2 separate regions of the Homo sapiens genome follow, and region 2 is linked to region 1. The links are chromatin loops, found by intact Hi-C in ENCODE. Cell type or tissue: endothelial cell of umbilical vein. All regions are shown on one strand. Links, peaks and the distances in the headings refer to the core of each region. The heading gives the core; the rest is flanking DNA. Region 1 overlaps CAMK2D (calcium/calmodulin dependent protein kinase II delta). Region 2 overlaps ANK2 (ankyrin 2).

Region 1 (15,692 bases), core at 5,746-8,245:
CCAATGAGCTTTCTTTGGAGAAATTTATTTATTCAGTAAAGAATTGCTGAACACTTACTATGTGGCAGATATTCTTCAAAACAAGCAATTATACAATAATCAATACTAGAATAGATGAACAGGAAAGGTTTAAGAGAGGAAGAAAATTTGAGCTGGGCTTTGAAGAATGAGTAAGAGTTTTCCAGGTGTGTGGGAGGTGGTGGGCAGGGGGAGGACAGCAAGTGCAATGGTCTGCTGCTGTGAAAATGCAGAGTATGCTTGGGGAATGATGACTGGTTGCTTGATATGGAAAGCAGGGTCACTGTGTTATGTGTGTAAGGCCCCTGGAAATGCAGAGAAGAAAATATTTCCTTTGGGCCTATGGTGATCAGGGTAGGCTTCTCAGAGAAGGTGACAAGACCTGGATTTGAAGAATGAATGGGAGTTCACAAGGTAGATCAAATGGAGTACAAATCAAAGGATTTTGGACTGTTTATTAATTTGCCCCAAAGGGTAATACAGTGGATGGGGCCACATCTAATTTCATAGAGAAATTCCCCATTTGGGTGGAGGGGGAGCAAAATTTTTTAAATGTTCAACAGAAATACAAATTTCAAAAGTCTAACTCACTGTAGTTCCTCAAAGTGCAGTACTGTTTATAGAACGTGGAACCGGTGTTATTTAAAGAATACCTTTAAAAAGTAGAAATCACAGTGGATATCCTTTGTGCCTTAAAGATGATGGGGGCAAGGATTACAGTAACCTTCACTTCAGATTGCCTGCTGGGCAGGCATTTTTAAGCTTAAAATCAAATATATATAGTCTCTTTCTAAGAAGCAAAATGGGAAGAACAGCGTTCCTATGGTAACAAGAATTTATTCTGCCAGGGGCTATTACTTCCTCTATAAATATGGTTTTTGGTTGTCATTATCAGTGAACCAAAATTTCTTACTGCCTTACATCAGTACTAACATAATCTGGGAATCACTGTGCCATGATGGATCTTCTTACCCAGCCATGAAAAAGAGTCAGTATATTTGGAAATGTGTGTGTGTGTGTGTGTGTGTGTGTGTCTGTCTGTCTGTCTGTCTGTCTGTCTGTCTGTCTGTCTGTCTGTCTATCTATCTATCTATCTATCTATCTATCTAATCATCCATCTACCCCATAAAAGGCTTTGTATTAATGAAAGATCCACAAAGCTGCCATTTGACATGTGGGTGTGTGTGATCTGAACAGGTGTTCTAAGGACCAGCTGACAGGGATCCACCAGTACATTCTACCATCCCAAAAGCTCTCGAATGGAAGCCCTGTTGGATTAGCTCTGGCTGGAAAGTACAAAATCAGGCCAGATTATAAGTCTCCATAGGCAAAGATATTAGTGAACTGGTATGATCCCAAGGTTTAGCATTATTTAAAATACCCTATTTTAAACTGAGAATATAGGAAACATACACTTTTGCCTGGCTACAATTGCTCCCTATATAACAGTAGTATCTGTTTATAAATTTAGAAAGAATATAAAAGAAGCAGGAAAAAAATTCATACACAATTTTACCTCTCAGAGGCAACTTCTTTTTAACAATAACAAACACAACTTTTTATCATTCCACAAGGAAATGCTATTGCAAAAAAAAAAGATTTTTTAAAAAAGAGAATAATCTTATTCTTTGGATAATCATATGTATCTAACAAGGATATAACAGCAACAAGAATTTTTAAAAAGCAGGTTCTATGGCACAGCTATAAACAATTGTTTAATAGGGAACGGTTGTCTCTGAAAACAGACTTCTTCTTAACTCCAATTTTTACTATTTCTTTTATTCCAAGTATGTCTTATTAGGTCATGATAAAGAATGGATACACTCATACATAAGTATATGCATGTGTTTATACATATATGCACACATATTTAAGTTATAAGAAGAAGCTCCTGATATAGTTTGTCTTACATTTAGCTAATCTCGTCCATATTTTATATTTTGTGTTTATTTATAACTAATGATAAAAGTAATACTTGCTTATGTAAAATTTGGGAAGAATAAAAAAGCAGGAAAAAAATTCACACATAATTTTACCTCTCAGAGGCAACTTCTTTTTTTCTTTTTAAAATCTAATTTGGCATGTTTCATTCCACTTTTAATACTTTTTATTTATTTATTTGTTTATTTTTTGAGAAAGAGTTTCACTCTTGTTGCCCAGGCTGGAGTGCAATGGTGCGATCTCAGCTCACCGCAACCTCTGCCTCCTGGGTTCAAGTGATTCTCCTGCCTCAGCCTCCCAAGTAGCTGGGATTACAGGCATGGACCACCACACCTGGCTAATTTTGTACTTTTAGTAGAGATGGGGTTTCTCCATGCTGGTCAGGCTGGTCTTGAACTTCCAACCTCAGGTGATCTGCCTGCCTTGGCCTCCCAAAGCGCTAGGATTACAGGCGTGAGACATCGCACCTGGCACTTTTAATACCTTTTACTTTTTTAGTTGTAATAATTATGTACATAGTCTTTTAAGTCCTGCTTAATTTTCAGTAAAAACATCATAAATATTTTTCCAGGTCGCTAGAAACTCAACATAACCATTGTACCAAAGATGATTTAATGGGAATGGTACTGTTGGGCATATACATTGTTTCCAATTTTTCACTATTATGAATTTTGCTTCAGTATATATCTTTGTTCACAAATTTTTGTTCATGTTTTACATAAAAAATTTATACTTGTTAAATTCTTATAAGTAGAATTATAGTATTACAGTAAAGTGAGACTTTATAAAAGCTTTCAGGTATATAATAACAGATTATACAACAAAATATATTACTAATCCCCCCATATCTGCCACCACCACCACCCTGAAAGTTTGCACCCAATTGTGTTTTATTCCATGGTGGAGGAAAGTCACCATTGTCCTGCAGTATCTGCACCTTGCTGGCTATCAGCAGAATTTACATCTCTGCTGACTTTATAGGGAGAAGAGGCTCTTGCATTCAAGTTTGTGTATACTTAATTAGTAAACATGAATATGCCTTTACTAGTTTACTTGTCATTTATATTTCCTCCTCTGATAATAGTCAGTTCATGTTCTTTACCTATTTTTCTACTTTTCAATCATATTCACGCAATATAAAAAATTAAATTTTGATATATGTTTTGCAAATGTTTTTCTAAGTTTGTCTCTTTTATTCTTGGTTTTTTAATTAAAGTATACACGTTTTATCTATTTAGGTATAATCATATTATGTTCTCATTTATGATTATATCTTCAGCTTTTGGATCTTTCTAGCCAGAGATCAGATTCAATCTCCGTTTTGCATTTTAAGTCTTTCACTGGGGTGGAACTCATTAGTTGCATGGTGTAAGGAGAAGGCCCTATTTAAATTGAATGCTTTATTTTAACTTCAGCAAAGTAATTTCCTTCATAGTTCCTATGATCCAGGAGTTTATAAACTTTAAATAAGCATTAAAACCCATTCTTCAAGTAAAGTTTTCCTTAAGATACAAACATATAAAAGAGATGCAGATAAAGTTGAGCTGTACTGGCTGAAGAGAGAAGGCTGCCTCATGTCACCTCCTAATCTCTTTCTCTGCCCCAGAACCTCTGCAGAACTGCAAGGGAAAACATTTCTTAAGCTGAAATGCACATTTTATGTACTTTCATATTTTTTTGTGTGTTTGCTCACATGAATTGCTCTGCCTGGACTGACCTTTTCTCATCTGGACTTCTGTATGTGTGATGTGGGAGTGGTTATACATCTGTATATTTACAAAGAAATCTCCAATCGTTGGATCAGAAGTCAAGCCTTCTCTCTGTGAAATCTTTTTTCTTTTCTTTTTTGAGACAGGGTCTCACTCTGTCACCCAGGCTGGAGTGCAGTGATGTGACCATGGCTCCATGCAGCCTCGACCTCCTGGGCTTAGGTGATCCTCCTGCCTCAGCCTCCCAAGTATGTGGGACTACAGGTGTGCACCACTATGCCTGACTAATTTTTAAACTTTTTGTAGAAACGGGGTCTTGTTTTGTCACCCAGGTTGGTCTTGAACTCTTGGCCTCAAGCAGTCTTCCCACCTTGGCCTTCCAAAGTGCAAGGATTACAGGTGTGAGCCACTGTGCCTGGCCTCTGAAATCTTTTCTCTGAAATTTTCTCTGAAATTTTTCTCTCCTAGGGGCACTTAGTCATTTATGAAATAAAACTATTGTTAACATATCAAACCTTGAATTAAATATATGTGAATTCAGACATGTTGAATAATGCATTCATATAAAAAATATATTTACCATATGCATGAAAGCAAAGTAAACGTCCGCTACTCACGTGTAGGCTTCAAAGTCCCCATTGTTGATAGCTTCGATCAGTTGTTCAGTGACTTTGATAATCTCTTGCTTTCGTGCTAAAGGCAAAAATATGGAGTTGGGTAAGAATAAAAGACAAAAGTCATATTAAATATTCTTTTTCATTTTTAATTTTTGAGATAGGGTCTCACTCTGTCACCCATGCTGGAGTACAGTAGCGCAATCACAGCTCCCTACAGCCTTGACCTCCTGGGCTCAAGTGATCCTCCCACCTCTGCCTCCCAAAGTGCTGGGATTACAGGTGTGATCTGTGCCCTGCCAGAATCTGCATTTTAACATGACTCTCAGGTGACCTCTGAGTACATTCATGTTTGGAAAGCACTGCTATTTTCCATTTGTTTGAAAACAACAGTCACCTGAAAGGTCGGTCAAGGCTATGTTTTTTAAAATTAGTTTTTACTAAGGCTGGGCAAAGTGGCTCATGCCTGTAATCCCAGCACTTTGGGAGGCCGAGGTGGGCGGATCACCTGAGGTCAGGAGTTCAAGACCAGCCTGACCCACACGGAGAAACTTCATCTCTACTGAAAAAAAAATACAAAATTAGCCGGGCTTGGTGGCGCATGCCTATAATCCCAGCTACTTGGGAAGGCTGTGGCAAGAGAATTGCTTGAACCTGGGAGGTGGAGGTTGCAGTGAGCCGAGATCACGCCACTGCACTCCAGCCTGGGCAACAAGAGCAAAACTCCGTCTCAAAAATAAATAAATAAATAAATAAATAAATATAAAATAAAATAAAATAAAATTAGTTTTTACTACCTTAACTTGATTGGATTAGTAAACATATTTCTCTTCATAGTTAACAAGTGTTATTAAAAACAATCTTAAAAAGTATCATTCTAATAATATGTCTATCTTCAGAGTAAAGATGATATCTTGCATTGAGATATTGAACTTTATATAATTATTTGCATTTTCTCACTTTTCTGCTTGACAAACTCTACAAAAGGATGCCGACACTGTGACTGGCCTTTGTTTTTAGACAAATGGCCTTTAGTAAACTCTACAAATTGAAGAAGTGACATATGAATCAATACTGTAGATGTAGGCAGATAATAAGATGAAAGCCTCCAGGTATAGCTGTCAAACCCAACACCAATCATGATTTGTTTCTATTCCTAGCCCATAATTGGTGAAATTATTAATAGTGGTTTGGCTCAAATCCTATCTATTCAGTGAATTTGTTTCTACTGACATCTGCCTCAAGTGTTCTTTCTCTTTTTTGAAAGCCTGCAGCATCTGTATCACTCGGCAATTATGCATATGCTATCTCTTGATACCTTCTTTAGTTTAAAACACATTATTACTTGTTTTAAATTGTTATTAAACTTTCTGTACTGTGTAATGTGTCTTCCTTGTTAACTTAAAAGCTTCCCGAGGGCAAAGAACATTTTATTTTCTTGTATAGCCTAAAAAGCTTTGTTCAGTGTCTTTTATGGAATAGATGCTCAATGTTTGTGAATTTAATCAATTGAGACTAATAAACTTTTCTTGATTTCAGAACACTGTTCTCTTATTTATAAAATTACTGCATGAAATATTTTAGAAATCAAATTTTACTGGATTTTAAGAATATTGCGATATTCCCTTAAAATCACTGAACATAGACTGGGAATCACAAAATGTTACTTCCCATCTTATCTTACTGAGGTAGTGAGGCTATTGATCACGAAGAAAGCTGACCTCAGGTTTTATTCTTTATTGACTAAAGAAACCAGTTTGCATTTTTTATGAATCTGATCTTCATCAAGCAGATTTTAACCACAAGCTTAAATGCTTACTTTCACTCTGAAACTTCAGGTTACCTAGGTGATGACATTATTTAAAAATAAATTTTCTATAAACCACATTTTACTTCATCGAGACTATATGAGACTATATCATAACAAATACAAGTAATAAACTATCCTATAAAATGTGATTAAGTTAGTCCATAATATGGTTGCTAACAATGTCAAGGTCTATAATATTAAAAAATCACTATATGGGTTAGAATTCATATTTAGTTACATAATTACTTTTCATTTATATAAAGTAATATAACACAGCTCCTACAGAAGTCCAAAACATTTCTTGCCCTTGCTCATTTGATTGATGAATATCAATAATACATTCAACAGCAAAACATAGTGACAGAAGTGGTATCAGGGCATGATTTTGTAATAAGGATCCTGCCAGTGACACATTTTAGCTTAATTCAGTTAGGCAATAGGTGATTCATCTGTCTGTGCCCTCAACAGTATGAACATTTGGCAAAAGCTAATGACAGCTGACCCGATTCTGGAATATAAGGGATACGGGTGAGGAGGATCTCAGAAAATGAGATTATAAAAATGTGGCCACCAAAACTTCTCTCTCACATGAAATCCTCATTTCAAACTAACAGATTTTTTTTTTTGGTCTGATATACAGCTGATAGGAAAAACTACAGTTTAGAAAACATGGCCAATTTGAAATGAGCATAAGATCAACGTCCTTCGTGGAGCTTCATTAGGGTAGGCTTCAGTTTATAGAGTGTGAAGAGTTTAGGATCACTTCCTAAAGTTTCTGAAAGTCTCTGCACTGCCTCACAAGCATAATATGGAATTAGAATCATCGGGTGTATATGGCCATCTTTTACTTTCTGAACCACTGTGGAAATACGCATTCACTCTTAAGTATTTTGCATGCCACAACTGGCTTAAGGGTTGTCCTGCATAAACAAAGCAACACAAATTGCCTTCTCTCACTTCTTATGCTTAGAAACGATGGTGCTTTTGCTGGCAGGACAACAAATGGGAATTAGCCAGGATGCTTCTGTGCTGTATCACCATAAAAACAATGTGACTCGTTTGGCTTAGGAGGGGCCTGGAACTCAGGAATCTTTAGAGTGCTTATTTCACTGGGGCAAAGGAGCTTGAGTGAGTCACAGGCGGCACATGACAGCTGACTCTTTAAAGGAAAGCAGAAGGCTGGAAATGAATCATTTGTATATAGTAGTCAGCTTGTTGTTGGAACTGTTGCCACAAGCCCAGCATCTGACCTAGAGGAAGAGCGAGGGTTTGGTGTTAGCTAGCTCTACTCTCAATCAGCAGTGAGGTTGAGGAACAGTTACTGTGTCAGTGGCTTGGACAGACAAGTTGTGTGGGGAGGGGGTCCATTCTCATCTGGCCTTCCCTCTTCCTGAACACCAAGTAATAAATAACCACTCCAAAAGTCAAAGTGGAGAGCTTGTGATGTGTCCCTAATTATACCACGATGAATGCAGAATGTACCAGTAAGGTGTTCCCTGAATACCAGAAGCTTCTTCCACTCCAGAGCTAGCCATTTAATCGCAGGAAGCTGTTTACCTACTAGGTTTATTTCTAGAACTGAAGTGCTCAAGCCTATACTCATAGGACACAAAGTACTTTCTGGCGATTTCTAGATTCTTAGGAAAAGGAAAAAGAGAAAACCAAGTGGGAGAGATGTTCCAGGTTCTGAGTGGAATTACTTTCCATGCAATTATGCACAAAGAATTGGGAACATTTTCCCTTTCAAATTCATATATTTTTGGCTCTTGTTCTAAGAGGCCTGGAAGAGTAAGATAAGGGTGTGAATGATCCCAGTGTTTGAAAACAAAATAAAACCCAAGAACTGAGAGTAACTACATAATAAAACAACTTACAGATTTCAACATTTCCTCAAACATTAGATTTGGTTACTATAACAATACTCAGGAATGCAGTGATTATTTCTTGGTTTAACAGATAAATAAAGGGATTATGCGCATTGCCCAAAGGTATGGAGTTTGCTGATCACTCCTTCCCACCTTCTTGTCTTGGAACACTCTCCTTTTACTTAACTCTCTTGCTTTTCTACATGTTCTCATTCTCATTTGCCATGTTATCCTTCTCTACCTGGATATTAAATGCTTCAATTCCTTCTAAAGACTCAATTTGAGTCCCTCTCCTTATCTCATGCTGCATCCCTAAAGTCCTGTGTACACCAGTGTTTTAAATAGTCATCTATATTCCAATGACTCCCAAATTGTTAACCTCCTTTCTAGACTCTTCCTTCAGATCTATGTGTCAAGGCTATTTTTGAGCCTCCATTTGGGTATCTCAAATGGACCTCAAACCCAACATATACTGAACTGAGCTTAAGAACTTCCACCACTACAAGCCTGCTTGCTCTTCCATGGATCCCCATTTTGGTGAATGGCAAGATCATCTCTCAGTTGCATAAGCCAGAAAGAAACCTGAGGATCATATTTGACTCCCTAAATCCAGCACCTCAAGCCAATCCATTAAGTTCTGTTGAATTTGCCTTCCTCTTCTTTTTGACTTTTTTTCCTCTTCACCCCCACTCTCTCTGGGTATAAGCACCCATCATTTCTTGTCCAGGCTCTGTAACAGCCCTCTGATTTAGTGTTTCTGCAACCAATTTTGCTCTTCACTATTCTGTTCTCTACAATGCAACCACCTCTCTCTCTCTCTTTCTTTTTTTTAAATGCCTATCTCTTCAGATAACCTTCTATTTGAACTCTTCTAAAACCTTCTCACTGCTCTCAGGATAGGTACCTGAAGAGAGACTACAAAACCTTGCGTAATCTGGACTCTGCCCATCTCATTAGACTCATTCAGACTCTTTGACTTTATCTTCTCCAATCCACTCTTGCTCCTTTGTTTTACCAATTCAAAATGGACATTCTGCCTCCTATTACCAGCCCTTTATATGTACTGTCTTCTCTTCTTGGAAAACTGCACCCCCCCCATTTTGCTCCTACTTCTTTTATCAGATCTCAATTCAACTATTATTTCTTCAAAAATGCCTTCCCTGGGCCAGGCGCGGTGGCTCATGCCTGTAATCTCAGCACTTGGAGAGGCCGAGGCGGGTGGATCACGAGGTCAAGAGACCATCCTGGCCAACATGGTGAAACCCCGTCTCTGCTAAAAGTACAAACCTTAGCTAGGTGTGGTGGCACGCACATGTAGTCCCAGCTACTCGGGAGACTGAGGCAGGAGAATCACTTGAACCCGGTAGGTGGAGGTTGCAGTGAGCTGAGATTGCACCATTGCACTCCAGCCTGGTGACAGAGCGAGACTTTGTCTCAAAAAAAAGAAAAAAAAAAAAAAGTCTTCCCTGAGCCTCATGTTAGGTCAGGTCCCCGCGATGTTATGAATTCATACATAGCTGGCACCTGATTTTTAAAAGCACTTAGTACACTTGTATTTACATATTTATTTGCATGTAACCGATTAATCAGTTTTCTCTATTACTCTAGAAGGGTGGTACTGCACCATTGCATCTCTAGCAGATAACACAGTGCATGGCATATAGGAAATGTTTAATAAGTATTTGAATGAATAGTAGGTCCAGAACAAACTCAATTGGTTTCGATTCCCAATCCAATGACCTTTTTAAAATATATGATGGTACATTATTTGGTGATAACCAGACAGCCTTTAAGAAATATAAAATTGACAAATGGAAATAATTTAAGTATAAAGTAGTATGTCTTATCGTTTATTGACAATGACAGAAAACACTTTTTGACTTGTCTAAAACTGATCATCGAACTCCTTTGTTTTCCTGACTTACTCATTTTTGCTAATGAAACCACAATTTTGCCAGTCTCCCAGCTCAAAACCTGGGGTTTCTTCTGGATTCAATTCTTTCTTTGTTTCCATATCCAATCCTCCATGGATCATTCTTTTTCCTTAGCACTTCTGATGATGTTTCCCAGGATACATCCTTAGCCTCTTAATTATTTCATTTGGTTACTCTTGGCAATCTCATTCACTCCTCTGGCTCTGACCGCATGCTGAAGACTGCCAATTCTCTATCTCGGAGACCTTAAATCTTTCTAGGCTCCATGCTCATATTTCTAACTGCATTCTAAACATCTGAATTTGTCCTGGCATTTCAGACCCAGGGTGCCCAAAATGAACCTCAGTATTTTTCTCACAAAGTCTGATGCCTCTCTGGAATTTCTCATCTTGGATAGTGGCATCATAATCTACTCAGCTGCCCAAACTGGAAGCCTTGCTATCTCCTTTCTTTTTATTCCTCATAGATCTTTAGCCATTCTACATTCTTCCAACTCTTTCTCAGAGCCATTTCTTCCTCTCTAGGCTCACTGCCACTACTCTGATTCAGGCTCTCGGAAGTTCCTGACCCTTCCTGCTCCCAGGTCTCCCACACCGGCCTCTCTCACTCCTCACTGTTGCAGAATCATCACTCTATAGAACAGAGCTGCCATTGTCCCCCACCCCTTTAAGGTTTCTAGTCCCCCTCCTCTCATGGTCTAGAAGCTGAAGCCCAAAGTTCTCTGTTTTAAAGATCTTCTTACTTTTCCTGCTTTATCTCTTGACACTTTTTGTCCTCTAGGGCTTTTATATATTCTCCAGCCACACCAAGGGGCTCACCTTTCCTCAGCTAGTCCTGGCTCTTTGATAACTGTACTTTTCCTGCCATTTTTCCTTCTGCCAGAAGCTCTCCCTCTTCTGCCTGAAAATCTTTTTCAATACCTTGCTCAAGTGTCACTTTGTCTGTATTGCTCTTCCTGCGTGCTTCAGACCCAGCTACTTTACGTTACTTTGATCTTACTGCATTATCACGGGATGTTCATATATCTAACTAGAACTTGACCAGTTTATAGTCTGAACACCTAGTACTGAGTCAACGTCCATAAATGCATGCATGTATGAATAAATATCAGTATATGGTTAGACAATATATATAAAATACTGTGTACATTTTAAATCACTAGATAAATGCAAGTATGTAGACAATTATCATGTATGATAGCAGTTTGGATGTGGCGGTGCTGAGAAGGCACCTTGGATACTTCAGAGTCTGCATCAGGACCAAAGTTTATGAGGCTGCAGTATTTCAGATGCCGGAATAGCAGCAGATTTAATCTTAAAAGTTTAGTAAGATAAACCAGATACTTCTAGTCAATGTTTACATTTAATATTTCTTTTCAAGAGGGTTGAGTGCAAAGAAATTCTAGTATTTGAGCTTGAGCTTTTCAGTTGTTTAGATTTTGGATTAATCAGTTCATTGAAGTGAAACTACTTGATGATAAGCCCTATTGAGAGGTCTAGCTGACTACAATGAAACTTGGACCACAAAATAAACTGAATTTATACCTGCAAATGTGTCTTCACTGGGATGTTTGCAGAGTGTCATATGTTGAAATCTTTTAGTGAATTGTGCCTAAAAAGCACTTATTCAATGATCAAAAGCTGTGCAATTAAAATTGTTATATAGCAACAATTTTTGTATCATCTTAAGTTAGCAATTCTATTTATTTACTTTCTTAATATGTCTAGTTCTATTTAATTTAAATCCTTCTTTCTACATTTCTTACAGGTTATTGGGTACTTGGCTGTCAGAGACTTGAAGGACAAGGAGGTTAAGTGACTTGCTCAAGTCATCTAGCAAATTCAGAGGCTGTGCCAGGGTTAGAGCTTTATTTGGCTAAGGTTCCCCTCTGCTGTTCAATTCACTGATCTATGTTCCTTTCCAGCCCACAGTGCTTTACTTCAATATTTTGAAATCATAAACTTAAATGAACCACCTAAATGCCTTTGAACTTACTCTGGCAAGGTGACTGACTACTTAATTACTAGGCTAAGGGTGTAATTAATTATTACATCAATTTCACACAACTGGGTGCCCCGTGGTTTTATTGTCTTTTTCCATGCTGCCATTAACAAAATTAACCCTTGGGAATAGTTACTATTTTAGGCAACTATACAAATTATGCTCTTGGTAGTTTTACAGAAAAAGGTGCCTATCAATTCAGTTATATTTGGCATTCTCTGTGCAATTAGCGGCTTGTTTCTCTGTGACTTTATTTTTACTTCACTAGACTGATGTAGCAGTTAATGTTGGGGAGAGGAATTTTCATAATTTTGGCTTTTAAAATCAAACTTATCACAGATTCTAAAGTTGAGTGATTTAATATTTTATTCAAATATAAGACATGGCAATTACTAAATTTCTATTCACGAATGTTTACTGTAAACCTCTTTTATCCAGAAGTCACCTGTTGAATAACATCAACTTTTCACCCTTTAATTACTAGAGGCTTTCAGGATTAAAAAAAATAAATAAATTATTCAAACCATCTTTGAACTTTGCTATATAATGCAGAGTAGTTTCATAGTACAAAATGATAGTTAACTGGGGAAGAAGTAATATCAGTCTTAGCCCTGTTAAATTGCTATAGCCTAATAATAAATAATTAACAAATCTTTAAGATCAGAAAGATCTAGCATTGGGATCATTTAGAATAAGTACAAATAGGTTTATGTTTTTTTTAGTTTGCAAGGATATCACGGGTTACAGTAAAATATGGTCATGTTATTCCTAAAATTACCTTTGACCGGAAATGGAAATAAAATATTTACTATTAAATTAAAGGAGGTATAAAGTATTTATAAAGATTTTCATTAAAAAATGACTTAAATAAATGTTTTAGAGTCTAAAGAAACTATGATTACACAGAACATTTGCTTATGTGAAAGAATTCACTCTAGCCACATTAAAGTAATTGGGTAACTATTCTGCCACCCCCAGCTGACTTGCAGAAGCTAGAAATAGCACAGCATTGTGAATACCATTGAGTATTTCAAGTATTAAGATGTTCCATGAATCACATAGGTGTGGTACCATTTCCAGTTAAGAGTTGATGACATGGAAGAAAAAGATTTTAAGAAACTGGTCAAAGACTCACATCCTCTGCTCAGATTTAAGATTATAAAGTCTCTTGGCATTCAAGTTTACACATTTGCATGATCAGAGATGTTCTAAGCATTCTCTAAGGGTATCTCTTCTCTCCACTGTGTAACCAAGGTGATGGCCACAGTTATTTTCTTGAAAGAAAAAAATTCAGACGTGGAAAAGAGACAATGAGACCAATTAGTCATAAAGTTTTAAAATATTTGGAAAGTCCTTTTTGGCCTTTTTTTTTTTTTTTTTTTTTTTTTTTGGTCATGAAAGCAATCCAGCTGCCCCTGGGTGCTGTAATGATTTCAACTAACTCTGCTAATCAATTTTATATTAGTCAAAACGGAGCATATATCTTTCAGGTCAAGAGTTTATTTATTTATTTATTTGTTTATTTTTTGAGAAGAAGTTTTGCTCTTGTCCCCCAGGCTGGAGTGCAAAGGTGTGATCTCGGCTCACTGCAACCTCCACCTCCCGGGTTCAAGCGATTCTCCTGTCTCAGCCTCCAGAGTAGCTGGGATTACAGGTGCCTGCCACCACACCCAGCTAATTTTTGTATTTTTAGTAGAGACAGGGTTTCACCATGTTGGCCATGCTGGTCTTGAACTCCTGACCTCAGGTGATCTGCCCGCCTCGACCTCCCAAAGTGCTGGGATTACAGGCGTGAGCCACCGTGCCTGGCGGAGAGTTAATTTCAAAGTGTTAATATTCTGTCCTCCCTTCAGTATTAATAGCTAGAAATATAAAAAGTGAGAATGGTTAAAATCCTTTACAGTCATGATAGTAGGTTTTAATTTCTTTCAGTGATTTCAGTTGCTGTTGTTTAGCTTACAATTAATTTAGCTTCTTTTCAATAACTGATTTCATCCCTTTATGAAAAGTATACTATTTGAACTTAGTAAATAATAGAATTTAGTTTATTCCTGGGTAAATTCATTTATAGCCACATTTTCCTGAGTAAATAAACTGGTAAATTTGTGAATGCTTTCTTGGATCAAGAAGGCAGAAAGAGCTGAAGAGCATGTCCTCTCTACCAAATAAGCATCATATCCCTTTGCTGGTTTTGAATAACTAACAAACAAACAAACAAACAAAATTCCATAGTATCAACTGAACTGTTATGTCCTTGAATTTATTTTTTGAGAAAGAACTAGGCTGACTATATTAAGAGTACTCAAAATGTTATTATGCATCCATAATTATTGAACTCCAAGTGATCTTTTTAAAGGTATCTTCCCCCCATCTTCTTGCTAGTGTAGGCTCTCAGTCATATTTCAGTGTTTCTCACACCAATGTTGCCTCAATGAGGTAGAAGCTAAGCAGTTTTACCAACTAACATAGTATGAATATTTCAACTGTAAGAATGTCATTTCACTTCTTTGTGTTGCATACTTCTTATCTTATTTTGACTCAAGAAGTCTCTTCTTCTGGAAGAGACTGTCCAGATAACAAAGCAGATCTTTTACTACACAGGAATATGCAGCAGCATCTCCGATCATTGTACTTTCATGTTTTCTAGCTTATTCTTATCTTCAGCAGCTGCAAAAATAGTAGCTTGTGCTTTCATTACAAAGTCCATCACTATCCAGTCCATAGCTCCCTGAATCAATAAAAGATAATCTGCAAGGGCAGATTATCTTCAGTGAAGTGGGAAGAAGAAAGGCCAATTTACAAAACATATGGGAAAATCAGTCTCCTCCCATTCATTGTTTAAAACTACTAAAGCATCTGTAGTCAACAGTAAGTGGGGAACTAGTGGAAAAAAGTTTATAATACAAATAAAATAATTAAGGAGAATTTTTCCAATTTGGAAAATTATGAAAAAATGATAGAACCTCTTGATATGTCAGGAGTATGTTGCATTCATCTATGGCATTGTAGATCCAAAGGCCAGGGCTCAACGTAATATGTGTGCCTATATGCCCAACTTTGATGATTACTGTAGCTTTCTCAGATGTCAGACCATTGGACTGAAAAGGCACAGCATTGTAAATCTGTGTAAATTTACAATGGTCTGTCACAACTTGCAAGACTTATTTAGGTTTGGAGGAAAATTATTTATACTTCCCATTTTTACCACACACACATTCACATAGTGATGCTGAAACTGCATTTGCAAAAATTACGACAACGAGATAAATGTGACATAACTGACTTTATCTTGCTTTTAACCTCACAAGCTAACTGCCCTTGCTCATTCCTGGGTGTAAACCAAGCCAACTATGGGAGAAATTTACTTTACGGTTTAACTTTAAAGCAAGGATGATTACAGGCCTTTCCCAAAATTATGCCCCCTCCTTGTTCAGGACTGAAACTACCTTCATAAAACTAATAAAAGGCCACAAGGTTAGAATTATGGTAGAGTCTTGAATTTGCTAAGATCTATGAATAGTTAAGCAATAACCAGCTATTGTTCCCTAGTTTGCTTACTGATCAGGAGTCATGTACCTGGAGGTCACAAGATATATAACTTCTTCAATTACCCCTAATAGATAACATTACTAATGTAAAACCTAAGATTGGTCTTTGAGATATTTTTCAGACTTTTGCATTCTGGTGAACCAACTGATGCCACCCTTTGTATGTGACTCATACAAAGGAACTGACTCAACCGGTCCTGCAACCCCCACCCAGAAACTAACTCAGCACATGAAGACAGTTCTGACACACCT
Region 2 (15,692 bases), core at 100-2,599, 85 kb before region 1:
ACCTCTTCAAGTGACACTATGTAGGAATCCTTCCAAGGAATATCTATGTACAATGTATATAGCTGAAATGCTCAGATGAACAACATATTAAAATTAAAACCACTGCCTATTGTAACTACACTGGGCATCAGAATAAAAGGCCTCTAGAAATTGCTGAACAATGGTTAATTAAGATATTGCTAACACAATCGAGTGATAATACAGTTTTACTGCAAAAGAAGCACTTCAAACCTATTATGTCCTTAGAACTTCCAGAGTAGCCACTGCTCCCAGTTAAAGGTGGGTCAGTAGCCTTGCAGAACTGTCCTGAGAAGTTATTGCTGGTGCTGGCCAGCCATGGCTTAGGACTCCAACAGCCACTCTGAGGGAGGGGAGAAGGGAGCAGAGGCCACGCAGAATGAACCGATGGGGTATTCAGTTGCTGGCAGCTACATTGTGTGGCATTCTAGCATCTTCAGGTCTTTAGATCTTGGACAAGTTGGCAGGGTATTTTAAAAGCTATAACTACTGTAGTTTTCCAGTTTTCATTGCTGCTTTAGCAAACCACGCTGTCTTACAGTGGTACTTTCTTCTGGCCACTGCACTGTAGATAATTCATTGGAAACAAGATTTACCCACTACATAAAAGGTTAAACTCCTTCAGTATGTTGGAGTGGTTTCTTTTTTTTTTTCTTTCTTTCTTTTTTTTCTTCAGGTTTATATCTTCTCTAATACCTGCATGTGGCGTTTAAAAATCAAGACCACGGTCAAACCCCTCTTCTAATCACATTAATTGTTTCCATTCTTTTTACCCTGAGTGAGCACTTTTCACTTTCCAGCTAGGTCTGTTTTTCAGCTTGCAGACAAGATTGAGAAATCCTTGAAAATTTGGTTTTGGTTAAAATTTTTGGTTTATTTATTTGAAATCCACACTCCCTTGGAAACTCTTAAGTGCATTTGTGCACTTCTGTTTGTTTGTCTCAAAGAAGGGACTGTAACAATCTGAGTAATTTCCATGTCCTCTTCCTTATTCCTCTAGTGGTTGAAGCTGTGTAGCATTTTAACATATATATATTCACAAATATATTCATATAAACAGTATACATTTTGAATCAGTCATTTGTTAAAGAAAAGTATATTCAATGAAGATGAAATTTAAATAAAAAAGGACAGAGTCTATCCTCCAGGGATTGAACATTTTCCAATTATCTGGTCTTTTCCTGTTGTGCAAAAATGACTCATTGCTCCGAATGTCAAAAACAAATGCGACAAACAATGGCACTTCATCATTTAAAGTAATGTTGCCAAGAGAAAAAATTTCCTGGGAGGGAGGTTTCCCACAAGCCAAATCTCCTAAGCCTCAAATGCTAGCACTTTTTGGCAGTTGGATAGGAAATGAGACATTCTTTGGCAGCCAAAATAAGAGAGGCCGATGGTGAAACTTTTTGAGACACCCTATGGCCTTCTTGTCAAAACCTTCACTGGAGCTCAAGAAAAGCATTTCTGTTGTGTTATTTGCAGTGCAGATGATGTCTGTGTAACAACATAATGGTTATTCACCTTTTTTTGATTTTGATTTTTGCTGTGTTATCAAAAACTTGAATACTGTGAGAAGAAGTGAATTTTCAGTTGACGAATCAGCATCTTGTTCCCATGGTGATAACACTAATTGAATATATCTATGAGGGCATGTATTAGTTAATGGAAAAAAAAATACAACACTAACAATACATAGCTGCAATGTGTACAATGGCTGATTTAATTAAATAAAATGTACAAGTGTTAAATGTGGCAACGGTGATTTGTTCTTCTTTATCATGAATCTGTGATTTCAGGAGAATAAGAGGTTTTAAAAAGTTGAGCTAGACTTGAAACCAACAGAAAGACACAAATTGCTTTTTTTCTTATGGTTTTTATTTAGTCGCTGAATATGCTATATGCCTGGCACTGGATTAAGCACTGGGATAAATAGATTTTGCCTCTGCCCTCAAGAAATTCTTATTGTTCTTGTTATGCAAAAGAAGAAAATGAGGATTTTTGTTTTGGATCACTACTAAATGAAAGAAAATAGGAATTTGGGGACTTGCAGGGGATGAGAAAGGGTAAGTGGGATTGGCAGCACAGCAAGACTGGTTTGGTTCTCTCCCATGAGGCCATGGCTGTCACTAAATACTTTCTGTCTTTGGGAACAGCAGTTGGCTCTGGAGTTTTCTTTCTGTCTTAGAGCCTGAGAATTTAAAATTAAATGGATATATTAATATAAATAAAGACAGGGTAGGACTATGGAAAATCAAAATCAGTTGTGTGTGGAGAGTTTTGTTTCATTTTTTGAAAAATCCCTTTACTGTTGCTTTAATATTTTTTACAGTAAAAACAAAACAAAAAAGACATGATTTAGAAATTGAGTAGGTTTTATTTAAATCTTATCTGGTATGAGACAGGAAGCTCACTGGATCTGATTTCTATCCTTGGTTGATTTACAGGTCTTCTGAACTTAAAATACCAATTATGCTTGACATTTTTCAAAGAAAACAGTTAAAAATAATTCCAAAGTAGGAGTGTCTGTGTGATCATCTCTCTCCTTCTCATTTGTTTAATGTGCTGTACTTTCTACTTACAGGAACTCTGGGCTTGTGTTACTTTGGGTTTGATTAAGGAAATCAAAGCATCAGAGAAGATTCAATGTCTTCTCATGTTTAATTATTTGCTGTGCAAAACCCATTTTTGTAAAAGAACTTCAGTGAGTCATATGCCGTTTTACAGAAGTATATTTAAAGGTAGGGTGGGGGAAACTTCCAGACTGAGAGAAGATTATGCACCACTCATAAATCATTTGTATTAGTCATGAAGAGGTGAAAGTGACATATAAGCACTCGGAAACAGGCTTGAATTGAATTTGAAATTAGTTTGCTCGTGGAGTCACTTGATTTCTGTAAGCATGGAGAGTCTGGGTGTGGGCAAGTAGTCAGGCAAATGAATAAATCAGATAAAGAGAAGTTAAACGTAGGTCTAGTGAGAACCAAAATCACTACGAGGTTCTCCTGAATAACAGAATAAAAATGAACTGCTTGCTTTCATCATGCTCTAAAAGAAAATATTTCAAAGTCTATGTCTTTGGTTGCCACCTCTGCTTAAAAACTATATGCTCCTTCCTTCATTTAAGGTATCATTTCTCTTTCTAATCTAATTGAAGCTAGAATTACAATCATAGACTGAATCACCAAAGTAAGAAAATCTTTTAGATATCTGTGCGGTGGGGATGGAGGGGGCGATGTCCTGAACACAAATTAAAATACTCCTATTGGGTTATACTCAGGCCTTCTGGGAAAAACAAAAGTACTCCCTGGCTTTAAATTAGTTCCACAGTATGAAGTAAATAGTGCATATGGATAGACTTTGGATGGAGCTATTATCTATGGTAAACAGAGACATTTGGCAGTGGCACATGTAATATTTCAAGAGATGTCTTCAGTCACTGGAGACATTCAGTTGTTCAGTTCATGGAATGTTTCCATGAGGCAATGTGACAAATTGGTAAGTGTGTTATCTTACAGTAAGACCTGGATTGGAATCAGTCCAGCTCTGTCTAGCCCCCTTCCATGACTTTGTAAAGGTTTATCGACTGGATGACAATTTCCTCATCAGTAAAATAGGAGACACTGCTACTAGCCTTGGATGCATCTCACTGCTCCAGGCAGGGAAGGTCAGCCAGCCCTGGCCTGTCTGTCACTCCTTAGTGTAGAAGAGCCCCTGTTGTGCAAGTATCCTTGATGTCCGTTCATTGTGGATCCCTGTTTGTGACCCTCTGCCTCTTTGTGTAGGAGTCAGCCTCGGGGTAGGTGTTAAAGGCATTAGCTTACCCCTGTAGGTTAGAAAATACAGTTAAATCTTTTCCTATTATAATGAGAATCACAGGGATGTTGTCAGTTAAGCCCTTCGATTCACTTCCCATTTGGAGGAAGGACTCTTCAGGATCTCTTTCTGTTTCTTCAGTGGGCCCTGTATTAGTCAGGGTTCTCTAGAAGGACAGAACTAATAGGATAGATATGTATACGGGGAGTTTATTAAGGAGTATTAAATCACATGATCTCAAGGTCCCACTATAGGCTGTCTGCAAGCTGAGGAGGAAGGAAGCCAGTCCGAGTCCCAAAGCTGAAGAACTTAGAGTCCAATGTTTGAGGGCAGGAAGCATCCAGTGTGGGAGAAAGATGTAGTCTGGGAGGCTAAGCCAGTCTAGTCTTTTCACATTTTTCTGTCTGCTTTATATTCTGGCCATGCTGGCAGCTGGATTAGATGGTGCCCATCCAGATTGAGGGTGTCCCTGCCTTTCCCAGCCCACAGACTCTAATGTTAATCTCCTTTGTCAACACTCTCACAGACACACCCAAGATCAATACTTTGCATCCTTCAATCCAATAAAGTTGACACTCATTATCAACCATCACAGGCCCTTATAACTCGGTTCTGGTTTCCATTCCTTTTTCTTCCCCCACACTCTCTATTTTGAGGTGTTCTTTTTTTCTTACCTGTCAAAACTGACTACAGAATTGGAGAGAGTCACTCAAACTCCCCTACTGAATGGCTATGCCCCCATTAGCAGCAGGTCCTCCACAGCTGCTACAGAGCATTGTGGGCAGGGTCTGGGCTTGACTGGAGGTGGCTATGGACACCTCAGCTGCCTTTATGATGTGCAGAAAAAACTGAATCATGATATCCACAAAAAATACACATACGCATTGTGCCAGTTTTTCCTGGCTGTTGATCAGAACTCAGACCTCGTCTAGGCTGTGCTACAGAACTCACATGGCACTGGTACAGCAGCAACTTCTGGATGAAAGGTGCCTTGTGTGAATTTTTCAAGTGACTCACAGATAGGTGATACCTTGGAGCCTTAGAGAACGACCATAGCATACCCTTTCTCCTCAAAGAGTCAGGGAGATAATTTAGAGTCTATTGTTCTAACAATCCAATTTGTGTTCAGATTAATGTAGTAGTTTCCTAGGGCTGCCATAACAAAATAGCATGAACCAGATGATTTAATCAACAGAAAGTCATTTTCTCACAGTCCTGGAAGCTAAAAGTCTAAGACTGAAATATGGGCAAGATTTTTTTTTCCTGAGGTCACTCTCTTTGGCTTGCAGACCACCACCTTCTCGCTGTCCTCACATGGACTTTCCTGTCTGTGTGCCCACATCCCTTATGTCTCTGTGTATGTCCAATTTTCTGCATTTTGTAAGGATGCCAATCATATTGAATTACAGCCAACCTTAATGGCCTCATTTAACTTAATCACCTTTTTGAAGACCCCTATCTCCAGATGCAGTCACATTCTGAAGTAGTGGGTGTTAGGGGCTTTGACATGAATTTGGAGGAGGAGAGGACACAATTCATCCCCTAACAATTGGGCTTAATCCAAAAAACAAAGCCCTCTAGGTATTTTAAGAAGGAAGGGATCTAATGCAGGGGATTAGAAACTCACACCAGTGTCAGGAGTGCCACAACAAATGAAGGCAGGTGTAAACCAAAAACGATCTGAGACAGGTCGCAATCAGTTTAGAAATTTATTTTGCCAAAATTGAGGACATGCCTGGGAGATAGGTCTGTGCCTTCTTCGAAAATAATTTTGAGGGCTTCAGTATTGAACGGGGAAAAGCAGGCTGGAGGAGGAAAAGGAAGGGTATGATCACACTACTAAATTCACATGCTGCAAGGGAAAAGGAGCAGGTAGGGGAATACTCAATTATGTATTCGTTTGGCACTCAGTAAATTGGCGCTTTACATAGAGTAGCTACCCGTGGGGATTTTTAACCTTTTATTGTAGCTATCTGCTTAGAAACAAAAGGAAAGTCAGTGTCTTGCTTGACTCAGCTTTCAGCTTAATTTTTTCCTTGTGGCATAGTGCATTGGGGGTCCCAAGCTTTTATTTTCCTTTCACACTGAGGAGCTACTACTGCTACGAAGAAATCCACCAGTGCAGAAATCAGAAATCCAAGCTGCCACTGAAGGGCTCAGATTCATGTAGCAGCAAAGTATATGTTTCTTAGGAGATAGCCCATATATGGCTGCAAAAACACTCCATGTGTCTTCTGCCAGAGTCCATGCACCTCTCCCCAGCTGCTCCCAAAGGTATAATCATTTTTCTTCTCTTTCCTTTTCAAATCTTGGGCAAACAACTTTCATCGGCAAAATCAAATACATAACCCCACTGGAAAGGGATTCCAAAAAATGTATACCTGAGGCTCTTCCCCCAACATGCAGGGAAGAATGTAGAATAGGTCCAAAATAATGCTCAGCTGCTAACAATCAATCACAGTGGCTAAGCCAGAGAATAACAGTCTTCATCCATCCACAAATGCATGCAATTCAAGACCTACTATATTTTAAACATTGTGCTATAGTGCTCAGGGTAGACTGGGCCAAGATCATGGCCCAATGGGTCACTTTTGCTGAGTTTTCACTATTGCCAGTTACTATTCAATGCTCTTCTTTCATCTCCATCACAATCCTAGGAAACAGATCCAGGTGAGGAAACTGAGGGGAAAAGAAATTGAATAACATGCCCCAAATCATGCAGAGAGAAAACGACAAAGCTGGGATAAGAACTCAAGCAAATGGCACCAACAATAAACAACACTCCATCTTTGAAAAACACAGACCCTTCCCTTTGGATTTATAATCTTGCAGCAGAGACATATTGAACTGATCATTTAACAATTAATTAAAAATTACTTTTCTTCCGGAAAAAATTCTTCTTCTTCTGGAAAAATATATTTATAAAGGGAAACAGACCTTATTCAGTAACTTTGTCATTACTATTCTGAAAAATCTCTTTCTTGCTTCTCAAGCCCATTTTCTCTTCCTTATCTGCTTCACATTTGGCAGATGAACTTGACGCTGTTTTATAAGAAAGTAGATGTCAATGGGCATGAATTACTACAATGCTATATTAGGGTTCTCTGGAAAAACAGAACCAATAGTGTGTATGTGCCTGTGTGCATGCATGCCTGTGTGTGTGTGTGTGTGTGTGTGTGCACACATATATAAAGAGATTTATTGTAAGGAATTGTTCCACATGATGATGGAGGTTGAGAAGTCGCAAGATCTGCACTCAGCAGAGTGAGCAGAGCTGATATAGATTCAGTCTGAAGGCAGGCTTGAGATCCAAGAAGAGCCAGTGTTTCCGTTTGAGTCTGAAGGCAAGAAAACTAATAGCTGAAGGGCAGTCAAGCAGAAGTTTTGTCTTAGTTTCTTTTATTTTCTTTTTGTTGTTGTTCTATGTAGGTCTTTGATTGATTGGGTGAGGCCCACCTGTATTAGGGAGGGCAGTCTGCTTTACTCAGTTCACCCATTCAAATGTTAATCTCATTCTACAAACACACTCACAGACATACCCAGAATAGGGTTTAACCAAATATCTGGGCACCCCATGACCCAGTCAAGTTAACACGTAAATTAGCCATCACAAATGCCTTTTCTATTACTACCTCCAAAATTGTCTGTATTTACGTGAACCCTACTACTCATTGTTCTCACAAAGAATGCTCTCTTGTCTCCTGGATTTATGGCCTGTGTCCTTGCTATGGTCTAAATATTATGTTCAAAATTCGTATGTTAAAATCACCCTTGCAATGTGATGGTATTAGGAAGTGAGGCCTTTGGGAGGTGATTCATATGTTGAAATCCTCCACCCTCAACATGATAGTATTAAGAGGTGGGGCCTTTGGCAGGGCTTCACCTTCATGATTCGGATTAGCATCCTTATAAGAGAGACCCCAGAGAGCTAGCTAGTTACTTCTGCCATGCGAGGACACAGTGAAGGTGCCATCCATGAACTGGAAAATGGGCCCTCACCAGACACCAAATCTGCTGGCATCTTGACCTTGGATTTCACAGTCTCCATAACTGTGAGAAATAAATGTCTATGTTTACAAGCTGTCCAGTTTATGGTATTTTGTTACAGCATCCCAAACGGACAAAGACATTCTTGCTGTCCCCTCCCCATCTCCTGCGGCCTTGCTCTGTCATGGTGTGCTCACTGATGATGGCTTTCTCTCCCAGCCTGTGAGCACAGCTTATGAGAAAAATAGATTTATCCCTGAATCCTGTCTTTACACCTAACTAATGCTCTCTTTCTCTCTCTCTTTTCCTTTGCCTTTTTTTCTACATATGCTTTCCTAGTTTTTCATTACTCAATCTTCCTGCAGTGTGGCTTCAAAAAATGCTGAACAGTAAACATATTAGAAACTATGAGATATGGCTAAACAGAGGTCAGAAGAAAACTAAAAGCTTCAAACTAGGGTTCTAATTCCTGTGCTGAGAGTAGCCAGACAGGAAAATAATATGTGAATTGTCTGAACATAGAAAATCAGGAGAGGGGCTGGCCTATGGCAAACTTAAGAGAACATGCCACATATTATATATATTGAGATAAATAGAAACCTTCAATTTATGAAGGTTTTAATGTAGGAAATAAAAATGTGAAAATGCAAAATATATCTAAGAGTTACCTTTTGAAATAATAATATTGATAATGGCTAGTAACATCATCAAGAGGTAAAAGAGAAAGTAGAAATATGCAATGATAAAAAAGAGAATGGAGGCTGAGTGCTGTGGCTCATGCCTGTAATCCCAGCACTCTGGGAGGCCAAAGTGGGAGGACTGCTTGAGCCCAGAAGTTCTAGACCAGCCTGGGCAATGTGGTGAAATTCCGTCTCTACAAAAAAATTTAAAAATTAATGAAATATGGGGATGCGTACCTGTGTTCCCAGCTACCTGGAAGGCTGGGGCAGGAGGATTGCTTGAGCCCAGGAAATTGAGGCTGCAGTTAGCTATGATCATACCACTGCACTCCATCCAGCCTGGGTGACAGAGCAAGACTGTCTCAGAACAAACAAACAAACAAAAACAAAAAAAGGGGGGGGAGATAATTAGAGAGGAAATAATAGATAATAGTAAGAAAATGTTACCTTATTTTTTGTAAGTAAATATAAAAACTCCAATAAGAGAGATGATTTTTAAAAGATAATTAATAAAATCTACCACAGAAGAGATAATAAAGGTAAACCCCAATAACCATAAAATAATTTGAGTCAGCAAATATTTAACCCCACAAGAAAGAATGAGATCTAGGTGCTGTCACAGATGGATTCTCTTAAACTCTCAATACACAGATAATTTTAATACTGAAACCACCAGAGACTCCCAGGAGAAAAATTCCTAGTTTATCTTGTTTTAAGACAGCAAGTATATCATTGGTACCCAAACTGGGCAAATTACATCAAAAGAACCTCAAAATAACACAACAAAAATTCTTAGACCAATTTCACTAAGGAATCTCTTTACAAAAATTACAAATAAAATATAATATAATTGACAATGCATTTTAAAAACAAACTATAAACAAATGGTTTCGTTCCAAGCAAAAATAGTTCATTAGTAATAGCTGTTAATGAAATTCCTCATATTGGAAGATTAAAGGAGAAACAACCACATACCAATGTTTCCATAGTTGGCCAAGAGGCATTTGGTGAAATTTAGCATCCATTTCATGTCCTTTTAAGAAAGTAGGAAGGGATGTATTCTTCCTGAAGGCAATCAAATTATGTATGTGTATGTGTATGTATGAATTGCATTTCCTTTACAAATGATCAAATAATCCTTTGTTAAGAGCACTTAAGTTACAATCATTTTAGCGTAGCTTTTGCAATAATTTGCAACAACAGAAAAAACCTTATCTCTGATTTCTCACCCAACACAACCACATCTCTCCTCTTGCCTGCCTTGTGCTGGCCCTCAGCATCACCAATTAAACCATTCATTTTTATTGTGGTTTTTTTTTTAATAAAGATGGGGTTTTACCGTGTCACCCAGGCTGGTCTCAAACTCCTGGACTCAAGTGATCCACCTGCCTCAGCCTCCCAAAGTGCTGAGATTACAGGTGTTAGACACACACCTGGCCTATCATTCCTTTTAAAATTGGTATCTAAATTGTTAGCTCATCTGCTTACAAGGTGATATCAGTTAGGGAGTATTTATGAATTCTTTCTTGTAAAAAGGTCAAAATCCTCATACATTTATTAAGAAACACAAAGAGAAAGCAAATTGAAGATTCTATTGTCACATAATACAGTTAGAAAGAATTTACTTTTAAGATGTAGTTCACAATTGATTTTGATTTTAACTAGAATTTGTGCTTCATCAGGAATACCTTTTACTTCATGCCTTTTTATCTTGTAACTTTTTTTTTAATTTAATTACGGGAACTAAGAAGGGGACACATGCTCCTCACACCAAAATTCATCTTGTTTGAAGATGAACACTGGGAGCATTTCTGCTTTAAAACTGAGAATAAGACAATAAAGTCCCCTATGTCCTTAGTGGCATAACATTAAAGGCAAAGTATTAAAGGCATAATATTAAAAAGGAAGTATTACTCAATTCAATACAATGGACAAAAAACAAGAAATACAGTATAAAAATAAAAAAAAGAATAGGTAAACATTGTCAATATGCAAACGATGTTTGTGAATCAGGAAAGCCAAAAGGAACCAACTGAAAGAAAAATTACTGTCAACCATTTGGTCACTCTTTTCAACTCATCATAGAATATGTCTAACTTTCCTTAACACACACACACACACACACACACACACGCACACACACACACACACACAGACCCCTCCAAATTAAAAATAAAAATGAAGGGAATTTTATATATCATTTACAATAGAGAATAAATGCCTAGTTATACATTTAGAAAGAGCCTATTTTAAAATGTTTCAAGTTTTTACTTCCATAAATGGAGGGACTTGCACTAACTTATATATATATAGGCATATAACAATTTAAATACATCAATTCCTTCTTAATTTATTTCTTAATTTAATAAGATCACCATAAAATTGCTTATAGGATTTTAATTTGAGTTGATAGGAAGAAAAAACAAGAATGTGAATTAATCAAGAAGATTCTATGGGTAAGAAAAAAAGGAATGTTGTCACCTGACTCAGTAGACCTACCGGATATTAAAATATATTTTAAGCCACTGTTTGTAAAACAGTTTAGTACTAGAGTAGCAAGAGACAGCGAGAGCAATGAAATAGGATGGGGAATCAATGGAAATTTGGCACATAATAAATACAGCATTTCAAATGAAGCCTAGACACTATAGTGTTAGGTCAAATGGCTGCTAATTCGGGGCAGGAAACAAAGCTGAATGCCTATGCGTTACCTTCACCAAAATCCCTTATAGATAGCTCAATTATTTACATGTAAATTTTTTTTAAAGAACCCGTAAAAGTAATAAAAGAAAGCTTAGGCAAACGGTTTATTACCTTTGGTTAGGAAGATCTTTGTAGGCAAGAAAAAAATCATGGTGGAAAAAAATAATACATTTGACCATATAAATATTTTAACTTTCCATGCAGAAAGAATATTATAAGCTAAATTAAAAGATAAATGGAAAAGCATAAATTTACTGTCCAAAAAAGTCTCATATGCCAACAATTTAACAGAAAAAAAAGCAAAAAATATGAACAAGCTGTTCACATAGGCACACAAAAACATTCAAATGACTTGTTTACCTGGGAAAATATCCTGGTCTCATCGATAATGAAAGAAATCATAAATCAAAACATTAAGATGCAACTTTTTAACCCATCAATTTCGAAATAATTACAACTTTTATAAGACCAAGTGGTCGCCCAAGAGTGGGAAAACGGGGCACTCATAGGCCAGTGGGAATGAAAAATAATGCACGAAGACAACACCTTTCAGAATTAAACATTTAGAAACTCCTTTGATTCAACAATTCTACTATAAGGAATTTATTGATCATCTCCATGCAAAAGGAAGATATTGTACCTTTTAAAAAATCATAGTAAAAATATTCAAATTTTATATCTATAACAGGATGCATAATGGAACATGTATAGCTGTTATCTTCAAGATATGTCTTGGCCCGAGCGTGGTGACTCACGCCTGTAATTGCAGCACTTTGGGAGGCCGAGGAGGGCAGATCACTTGAGCTTAGGAGTTCAAGACCAGCCTTGCCAACATGGTGGAACCCTGTCTCTACTAAAAATATAAAAATTAGCTGGGCGTGATGGTGCATGCCTGTAATCCCAGCTACTTGGGAGGCTGAGGCTTGCAGTGAACTGAGATCGTACCACTGCACTCCAGCCTGGGCAACAGAGAGTCTAAAAAAAAAAAAAAAAAAAAAAAAAAGATATATCTTATATGAGTAAGTAAGGTCCAGAGGAGGCGGCAGAGCACGTACTCACATTTGTGTAAAATGTAATTTATGTGTAAACATGTGGATTTATTCATAGTTGTTCTCCAGGTCTCTATAAAAAGGGAGACTCATCAAGTACTATGTAGTTTCTTTCTTGCCCCTTCCTTCCTCCCTCCCTCCCTCCCTCTCCTCCTTCCTTCCTTCCTTCCTTCTTTCCTTCCTTCCTTCTTTCCTTCCTTCCTTCCTTTCTTCCCTCCTTCCTTCCTTCCCCCCTTTCCTTTCTTCCTCTTTCCCTCCTTCCTTCATTTCTTCTTTGTTTGTCTTTCTTCTTTATCTTCTCTTTAATCATATGCTATTTAAAGGAAGGGTAGATGATCTAGTTATAAATAATCAAATACAACAGAAATAGATACTGGCAGTGAAATGTTGTTAATATATAAACAACACTTTGGTTTTAAATAATTGGAGAGGTGAGTTAAACATAGGAAAGCTGTAAATACTCAAAAAGAGCAATACCTTACATGATTTGTATGAAAAAAATGCAGTTACTTGTAAATATAAATAATAAAAACATCCAGTAGTTTTGACTTACACTGCATTATAGAGACAACACATGCAGACTTTGTAACCTGCCTGGTGAGCCTTCTGCAAATAAACGGCTCTTGTGGTACTGTGTCATTTCTTACCGTATAGAAGATAATTTCCCAAACTAGCCACTAGAGGGCAGCAGACAATCAGTCATTTGCCTTAGGAGTGGCTTCCACACTAGACTGGAACTTTCCGAGCTCCTTAGCTTTGTAACTGGAAACATTGCTGAACTTTTCTAGATCACAGTTTCACCTGTAAAATGTGGAGAGACTTGTGGACTGGCTGACTCTAAAACCTTTGCCAGCTCTAACAGGCCTCGATTTTAACACATAGTTGTATTCTCATAGTGCCCATTAAGTTAAACTGTATTAAAGTTCAACCATCAAACAAACAAAAACTAAGTTCAAATGTGTTTAGATATTATTCCTTCTTTCAAACATCGCTAACGGTTCTTGAGAGCCTCTTATGAGCCAAATATTGCTCTAAGCACTTTGCTGGCATTGTCATTTACAAAACACTCCTGTTGAGGTAAGTGCGGTTCTGGTGTCCACTTTGCAGATGAGGTTGGTGATGTACACAGACGTAGAGTAACTTGTCCAAGCTCTCACGGTTAGAAAGATAGGTCCAGAATGGTAGGGTCACATTTGTAACAGCTCCATTACACTAGGAACTATTAGTGCGATGAAAGGCAATAAAATGTCTAAGAAAATGGTAATAATTGCATCTGGCTGGCGATTCACAGTTTTTCCCTTACAGAAAATGACTTTCTTGTGAGCGTTTTGGGGTACAGAATCACATAATTACATCCTATACCTTGTTACTTAAGTAATATTTACTTACCGTAAAAGCAAATAATAATTTACAACCACTGTTGATCTCTGGGCTAATCTCCATCAGCCCCCTTCCCCAACATCCACCTCTCAAACCCCACCAGCGGTGAGTGTAGCCTCAGGCAGTGTGCCCTCCGCAGCTGCCTCCTGCTCCACTGCAGTTCTCACACCTGCTCCCTGAAATGTTTCTTCCCCAACCCGTGAGAAGCTCTTCCAAGAAACACCCCAAGTATGGTCTCCCCACAGGTTTTCTTGTCTCTACAAGGTCGTCTAAGGTGCTCTTTCTTGCGTCTCTCTACTTCAGCGACAATCTCACTGTAGTATATTCACTTTGTTGTTTTCCCAACCAGAATTCAGCTCTTTTATGTCAGATCCTTTCTCTGTTTTCATCTTTGTACTCTAAGGTATAGCATAGTACTTGGAATATAGTAGATAATAATTATTTACTGAAAGGGTACATGAAGGTGTGAATGCAGACTTTCCAAACCTTTGCTATGAGGACTTTTAACAAGTCTGCGTTTTACATAGATTATTTCTTTTTCTTGCCAATGACCTTAATGGTTTTGGATAACTTCAAATAATTCTCTGACTGGGTTCATTTAACTGTTTGCAATGACAATTCTTTTGTTATCTTTTAAGTCATTTTTCCCAGGTACTGTTGGATGCTGAAAACTGTATTAACCATCTTTAGGTACAGACAGGTAATTTTGAGAGCCAGAATTAGATCTTAATTGCAGAGGCGTAGGATTGTCAAAACCAATACTGTGTGGTTGAGTCCTGATATCTACTGGAGGCATTAACAACTCGTGTGAAAGTAGAGAAGTAGCTATTTATTGATTTTTCTTTTTGAGACGGGGTCTCGCTCTGTTGCCCAGGCTGGAGTGCAGTGGCATAATCACTGCAGCCTCGACATCCTGGGCTTAAGTGATCCTTCTACCTCACTCAGCCTCCTGAGTAGCTGAAACTACAGGCATGCACCACCGTTCTTGGCTTTTTTTTTTTTTTTTTTTTTTGTAGAGATGGAGTTTCAGTTGGCCTTGAACTCCTGGGCTCAAGCAATCTGTGAACTACCATCCCCGGCCTACTTATCAATTTTTGAAGAAATAATTAAAGTTAGAGTCACATAACTTTTACGCAGAAACACCTTGTATACACCAGGGAGTCACTGGATTGAAAACATTCTTGCTGATGCTAAAACTGCTTCTTTTCGCAGGTGCTCGGGATTCAGGCTAATATTATGCCTGAGGGTTAATCATTGACCCCTCTAGAGTCAGCTCTGCTGGCTTTTGTCTGGTTGCAAACCAGTCTTTGGATCTGCCTCCAACCTTTGGTGCTTTTTTTGTAAAATGTCTTACTAAAATGGATGCCCTTCTATTCACCAGGATATATGGCATCAATGCTCAAAATACTTTAACCCTCATAATTTTCTACATTTAGAAATGTCTCCTTGACCTATGTTTTTAATAGCATCTCATCCCACCTCCTCTTAATCCTTTTATCTCTCTAAAACATAAATTTCTTCCTCTTTGCCTAAAAAATATGCTTAAACTTTTTCTAGCCTAAACTGAAATAACCTTCAGTAGAATTCGGTATTTCCCTGAAGTACATTCCATTTCTCTCTCCATTCATGCCAGGATTTTCAACTAACATTCCTGGACAGTGGGGAGAGCCTGGAGAAATGAGAAACTGCGTGAGCAAAACCAGGGAGGAGGGAGCACGTAAGGCACATTCAGGGAAGTCTTGCTGCTGGAGGAAGTTAGTTTTGGCGAATGATCTAGTTTTGGGTAAATCTGAAAGATTTTTTTTAAAACTTAAATTACGGAAATTCTTGAATGCCAAGCTGTGGAGTTTGGATGTTATGTGTTTGACCATGTACAACCACAGCAGAAATGTGCTCAGCAAAGCCCTGGGTGGAATGGATTTAAGGGGTTCAGATGGGAGGCACAGAAGCTTCAGTGTGGTCTAAGAAGAAGGCCCTGACCAACCCTGAAAAGAAAGTTAAAAGCCTGGTGCTGTTATTAAGATGAAACTTCTTGAAAATAAGATTATTGGAAAACAGAATG

The links. Peaks named below come from ENCODE experiments on the same cell type or tissue, not always from the same donor. Only the 100,000 strongest peaks of a DNase experiment are listed, where the experiment ranks them.
Region 2: a loop joins it to region 1, with 8 times the contacts of the local background. A loop is called at or near these places in 9 of 110 quality-filtered maps.

Annotation. Positions count from the first base shown.
Region 1 is chr4:113,461,244-113,476,935 of GRCh38, forward strand. CAMK2D (calcium/calmodulin dependent protein kinase II delta) reads right to left here. Exons shown (of 21, transcript NM_001321571.2): 17 at 4,286-4,361. Among named protein-coding and RNA genes, the nearest start is that of CAMK2D, 290 kb to the right of the region's middle. In endothelial cell of umbilical vein, for the core only: no CTCF peak of the experiment used is centred there; DNase peaks (open chromatin) are centred at 6,548, 7,178 and 7,898; H3K27ac peaks cover 2,431 bases.
Region 2 is chr4:113,381,967-113,397,658 of GRCh38, forward strand. ANK2 (ankyrin 2) reads left to right here. Exons shown (of 46, transcript NM_001148.6): 46 at 1-1,770. LOC105377374 (a long non-coding RNA gene) reads right to left here. Exons shown (of 5, transcript NR_199847.1): 4 at 8,736-8,855; 5 at 5,527-6,484. Among named protein-coding and RNA genes, the nearest start is that of MIR8082, 240 kb to the left of the region's middle. RefSeq lists an enhancer at 3,512-4,241. In endothelial cell of umbilical vein, for the core only: no CTCF peak of the experiment used is centred there; a DNase peak (open chromatin) is centred at 1,465; H3K27ac peaks cover 1,867 bases.